Regions from separate parts of the Homo sapiens genome. Here region 2 is linked to region 1. Evidence: chromatin loops called from intact Hi-C (ENCODE). Cell type or tissue: gastrocnemius medialis. All regions are shown on one strand. Each heading gives the region's core, and the rest is flanking DNA. Links, peaks and the distances in the headings are about the cores only. Region 1 overlaps MYO5B (myosin VB). Region 2 overlaps MYO5B (myosin VB).

Evidence for each region. Hi-C counts contacts between places; a loop is a spot of excess contacts. Peaks named below come from ENCODE experiments on the same cell type or tissue, not always from the same donor. Only the 100,000 strongest peaks of a DNase experiment are listed, where the experiment ranks them.
Region 2: a loop joins it to region 1, with 4 times the contacts of the local background. A loop is called at or near these places in 1 of 110 quality-filtered maps.

What each region holds. Positions count from the first base shown.
Region 1 is chr18:50,008,399-50,011,316 of GRCh38, forward strand. The region is part of intron 4 of MYO5B (myosin VB); the gene reads right to left. Among named protein-coding and RNA genes, the nearest start is that of MIR4320, 120 kb to the right of the region's middle. In gastrocnemius medialis, for the core only: a CTCF peak has its summit at 1,571; a DNase peak (open chromatin) is centred at 1,583.
Region 2 is chr18:50,096,561-50,099,478 of GRCh38, forward strand. The region is part of intron 1 of MYO5B (myosin VB); the gene reads right to left. Among named protein-coding and RNA genes, the nearest start is that of MIR4320, 29 kb to the right of the region's middle. In gastrocnemius medialis, for the core only: no CTCF peak of the experiment used is centred there; a DNase peak (open chromatin) is centred at 1,241; H3K27ac peaks cover 708 bases.

The DNA.
Region 1 (2,918 bases), core at 207-2,706:
GCAAGGGCTGTTATGTATAGCAGTACCGGCTGAGCACACCATCTGGAGCCCCCTTCGAGTTGTACAAGTTACTGCCTGCAAACTTTGTCGTCCCTGCCCTATGCTCAGCCTTCCATGATTCACCCACAGGAAGGGGACTGACTTGTGTGTGTGGGGAATGGGAGGGAGTTGAGCCTCAGACAGGTACAACTCTATTTACCTGAATTGGAAACTCCCTGAGAGGATGAAGAGGTGGGAACAACACTCACTTAGGCCCAACACACACTATGGTTGCAAAACAGGAAGAAGGGGAAGCCTGGCTTGCCAAGCCACCACAGAAAGGACATCCCATCTCCAAACCGGTCATGAAGCCCCTCTATATCATTTCATCCTCTGTGACAAATCATCTGAAGATTTAGGTGTGTCAACAGAATATATTCTGTTCACTAATGGGATAATCAGTCTACTGCTTCTTGTCTGTGTCTACATGCTCTAATCATATAGTCAACACCATCACCAAAACACAGATCACCGACAATAGTTTTTAAAAAGAAGGACTATGCTAGAGAATACATAGAATTTTAAAATAATTTCTGTCCAACAAAGATACTTGTATAAGTACCATGGAGAGTATTAATACTTGGAAGACAGGGTAGAAAAATACAGTGACAATGAATCTTGGAAACAATGGTGACTTAAAATGATAATAGTATATATGTGCCGAGCGCAGTGGCTCACGTCTGTAATCACAGCACCTTGGGAGGCTGAGGCAGGTGGATCACTTGAGGTCAGGAGTTTGAGACCAGCCTGGCCAACATGGTGAAACCCCATCTCTACTAAAAATACAAAAATTAGCTGGGTGTGGTGGTGGGTGCTTGTAATCCCAGCTACTTGGGAGGCTGAGGCAGGAGAACTGCTTGAGCCCGGGAGGCGGAGGTTGCAGTGAGCCGAGATTGCACCACTGCACTCCAGCCTGGGCAATAGAGCAAGACTGTCTCAATCAACAACAACAACAACAACTCAATATGGTATATTTTCATGATAAATTCAAACAAGCGAAATGAAACAACAGAATACTAAGAGATACAAACACACAAAACTATATTAATATAAAAAACCTATTATAGTGAGGGAAGTTAGATAGGAGGAAGACTCCAGTGGAAAGAAAAATCAGATTCGGGGAACGAAAGGTTATGTGGGGAGAGAAAAGTAAGGTTGGGGAGCAGAGGTAGGTTAAGATAGCAGTCAAGTCAGGTGAGAAGGTATATGGAAAACTACCATAAGTCAGATTTGGGCTCAAAACAGAGCCATATAATTACAATTATTCTAACATTCAAGGGCTTCCTCCCAAAGTTGGGAACACTATAAATAACATTTCTGCTGCAAGAAGGGGCTGGGCCGGAATGTTCCAAGCAAGAGAGTCTACAAACCCTTCCAACAAGACAGCCAGGCCTGAAAGTGGGAAGGAGATGTGTCTCAGGCACCTGGAGGCAGGGCACTTGTGTGAGGGGTTCTCCAGGCCCAAGGACTGAGCAGGTCCTGGGTTCCTGGGGTGAAAATGGCAGAGGGATGTCCTCATGCAGTCTGCCACCAGGTGGTGACATTTTACTCTACCATACCCTCCCTACCAGGCCAGGGCACCACTCAGCCACAGCCCAGAACTGAAACCAAGCCATTCAGGAAGGCTGTCATGAATATTCACTGGAAACTGTGTAATTGGCATTTGGCAGGTAGAGTCCCAAGTGCCTACTTGGTAAGATGAAAATGAACCTTCTGATAGTGTAAGAGATAAGTACTTAGTACATTTAATATCCAATATCATTTTCCCACTTCAGTTAAACAGTGGCCCTTGGAGTGCTAAGCGCTATTTATAAGCCTCTCAGGTGTAGTGTGATATAGGCAGCAGCGAAATGAATCTGTCCCTTCCTCTTGCTGGCTATTCCCAAGCAGGGCTGTCTCCATCTCAGATGAGATACCATCACAGAAAGAACCCGGGGAGTGCCACCCAGCCCACCCCATCGTGGGCAGACAGGCCAGACAGAGGGAGACAGAGCACTGGTTAGGGCACTCCTCGGTGTAAATGGGAAGGTGCCAATTCCCTTGCTCTTAAAATAAGGGTCTGGAAGATTATCCCTAGGATCTCCTGCTACTCCTATATTCTGTGATTCCAGATCCAGGTTATATGGGAGCTGTATGATACATTCTATATCAACTGAAGTTTATAGAACTGCTAATGTCCAAAATACACTGGAATTCAGAAAGCTGCAGGTTTAGATGAAAGTGAGCAACAGAGGCACGTGTTTCCTGTGATTTTATGCTTTTCAGACTTATTCTAATGTTGTCATTAGCTAGGGGTGAACTATGATATACACATATAGAATGTGTAGCCTGTCAGACCAAATAAACATCACTTTTCAAACTCACTTATTTCACTTGTTCTTGGAAACTATTTTGCAGCAAGGGAGTATATTCAAGTATATTCAAATAAAATGATTTTTCCTTGGCCAGTAGTACAGCTGGCATTTCAGCCAGGTGCATGTGAGTCCCTCATTCCAAAACCCATCCTCTTTCTCTATACCACACTGTCTCTTTGGCATGCCACCAGTAAGATACAAGTCTTGTATTCTTCCTTTGATAGATACTGCTTCATCCATACATTTTTTAAAATTTAGGGCATCATGGTGGCTGGGTGCAGTGGCTCACGTCTGTAATCCCAGCACTTTGGGAGGCCGAGGCAGGCAGATCACGAGGTCAGGAGATCGAGACCATCCTGGCTAACATGGTGAAACCCTGACTCTACTAAAAATACCAAAAATTAGCCGGGCGTGGTGGCGGGTGCCTGTAGTCCCAGCTACTCGGGAGGCTGAGGTGGGAGAATGGTGTGAGCCTGGGAGGTGGAGGTTGCAGTGAGCCAAGATCGTGCCACTGCACTCCAGCCT
Region 2 (2,918 bases), core at 136-2,635, 88 kb after region 1:
ACTTCTTAGTCTGTATTGAAAGCCATTGAGGCTGATCTCCACTGGTCACCATTTCCATCTCTCCTTCATCCTAACTTCTACGATGTACCCACTTGCCCCAGCACCAGTCTGTCCACTGTAAATAAGCACAAGTCCTTTCCTACTTTGTTCACAATACATACTCTTAAAAAATCATCATCACCGTCATCATCAAACCCCCTTTGCCCTGCCTTGCATTTCTATTTCCTCTTCTCAATGTCTCTCCCCAGTGTCTTCCTGCTGGAGCTCCCTAGGTCCAACACTGGCTTCTATGCTGGCTCCTCAGCATGGCTACAATATACCCCTACCTTCAGACAACGTCTGCTCCCAGCTCCTGCGGGAGACAACACCTGGGCCAGCAGACCTGCCAGCCTCACCTGGCATCCATCCACAGGGTCAGTGCTTATGCTGGGCCTGGCTCCACCTATGAAGGGAAACCAACACTGCAGCATGCATTGTCAGTCCAGTGAAATGACTTCATTTCCCAGGCAAGTCCCCAGATTTTCAACACTGCTGTTGATATGGTTCCCTTGTCCTTCCTCCCCTATCTTTCTTCTCAAATCCTCCCAGTCTTTCATTGCTGGTGTCTTCCCTGACTTTCCTCCCATCCCCATTCCCCACAGATGTCATCACTCCCACCTCCGCATCCCTAGAATTGATCTCACCTCTCTTGTGACAGGCCAGTGCATGCTGGCTTGTGCTAGTGTGGCTCACATGTGCATCTCAGCCAGACTGCAGGCACAGTGAAGGCAGACACCCTGCCTTACCATTCTTTTGATTCCCAGTCCAAGTTCACTATGTGGTCCATCAAAAGTCCTCAATAAAGATTTAATTGTACTAATAAAACTTGTTTGGGCCACATATAACATAAAATGGCTTTGAACTCAACCATAAGAGAAGTTCCAAACTTCTTGAGAAATCGCGGTGTTATTTAAATCATTGTCCTAAGGTGACTTCACTGAACAACAACACTCATTTAGATGTGTAAGTTCTGGTCTGTTAAAAATCATCACTCTGCAGCAGCAGCAGAATGTAGGGCTTCCTCTCCAGGCAATAAGCATGATGGGTATGTCGACCTCACAGGCAGAAAGTTCCAGGTTCTGAATAAGTAGTCATCAAATGACACAAGCCAGTGCTTAGGGAAGGATGGTAAACTTCTGTTGCAAGTCCCAAGCCTCTCGGGGCCTACAGGCAAACCCTGACTGCCCATGAAGCAGCCGCAGGTGCCAAAGGACCCACTGCCAACAAGGAAATGAGGGCAGTGGATCACACACCCTGGTGAAACTGAGGAGGAGCAGAGAATGAAACAGGAAACTGGAGACAGCATGACTTCAGACCAGCAAAGAAAAGTCACCACCCTGGAAACTAATGCTCTACCCTAAACAAAGAAACTACACACTGCTTTTTGCCAAAGAGGCTAGTGGTATGAGTCAGGAAAGGACAAGAATGACCAACTTCTCACACCCTGAACCACATTCAAAGTCTAAGCCAAGAGAGCACCTCTGGAAGTCAGAGTAAAGAATTCCCTTCGAAATAAAATATTTGCTTTAACATTTACTCCACAATATAACTTGCTTATATCCAACATCCTCCATCAAGCAGGTCAGTTTGTCTACTTACTTAGGGGTATACTTCAACAACAGTTAATACCAACAGATTCGTGGAAACACTATGTTACTTAAAATCAGGTTTTTTTTTATCTTATAGGTGTATTGTTCCAATTGTTTAAGGGGCAAGGTGTAAACTAGCAATCGTTGCTTTGGAGTTACAGGCTCCAAACTTAGTTGCCATGTTCTATGGATTCCAATGAAGTTATAACATTCATATTAGATGTCCTAAAGAGTCCCATCAAAATCAATACCAAAATATCTACTGGTTACTAGGCTGGCTGTGAGGAAGCAAATACACAACAAGGAAATAGACTGCCTTAACTTCAAGTAGCTTACAAACTACAACTTAGCTTTGAAAAGGTAAATGTCCAACTGTGTGGTACAGATTGGAAGCACAGTGGCATGGGGACTGGATTAACTGGGAAAGGCTTGCAGAGATGGTAGGATTTATGCAGAAGAAAAAGAAAGTCTTAGAAACAGAAATGAAATAACATAGATAACATGGACAATGTAGTAAGCTCCTCTGTATCATCAATGTAATGACTCCAATACATGCTCTTGGAGCATAAGCAATCCAGGTACCAACAGTGGTCAACTGAGCAGCTGGGAAAGAAACCTTCACCAAAGGACAGCAGTTCAGATGATGGAACCTCTGATCCTTGCAGTCCAGCTCCTGTAATCCCAGAAGAAAACCCTAAGGATGCCAAGGCCACCAGCTTCCTAGTCACCTCTGTCAACACCCAGCCCCACTGTCAAAGTTGTAAACCTTTATACTCCCCTGAATGAATCTGAAGAACAGATTAAAACGGCCTTTATATGAATGATCCAAGCACAACTACAAGAGCTGAATGAGTCTCAGCAACTGCTTAGAGGCTTCAAGCACAAGTTGCCTTTTTTTCTTTCCATTTAATTCATCTTCTGACCATGAATTCAATCCGCATCCAAGCTTGTCTCAATCTGGAGTTTCTTAAAGTCTGAGGATGCACATTTCCAACCTAAGACACAACAGTGTTCATATCTTTTGTACCTACTGTTCAGAATAAGAACAACTGATACAATAAAACCCAAAACACCTGAAACAAAAAAGGCATGTCAAGCAATAATGAGAAGTAGGTTTGGACAGGTAGAGTGGGACAGGATCATGGAGGCTTCTCAACACAGGCAGCTGTTTGATGTTCCAGAGTGGATAAGTGACACAGGAAGACTGTGCTTCAAGGATACTTAGCAACAGTGGGACACACAGTAGAGACTTAGGGAACAGGAGGAACAGAAGTCTAACAAGATGCCATG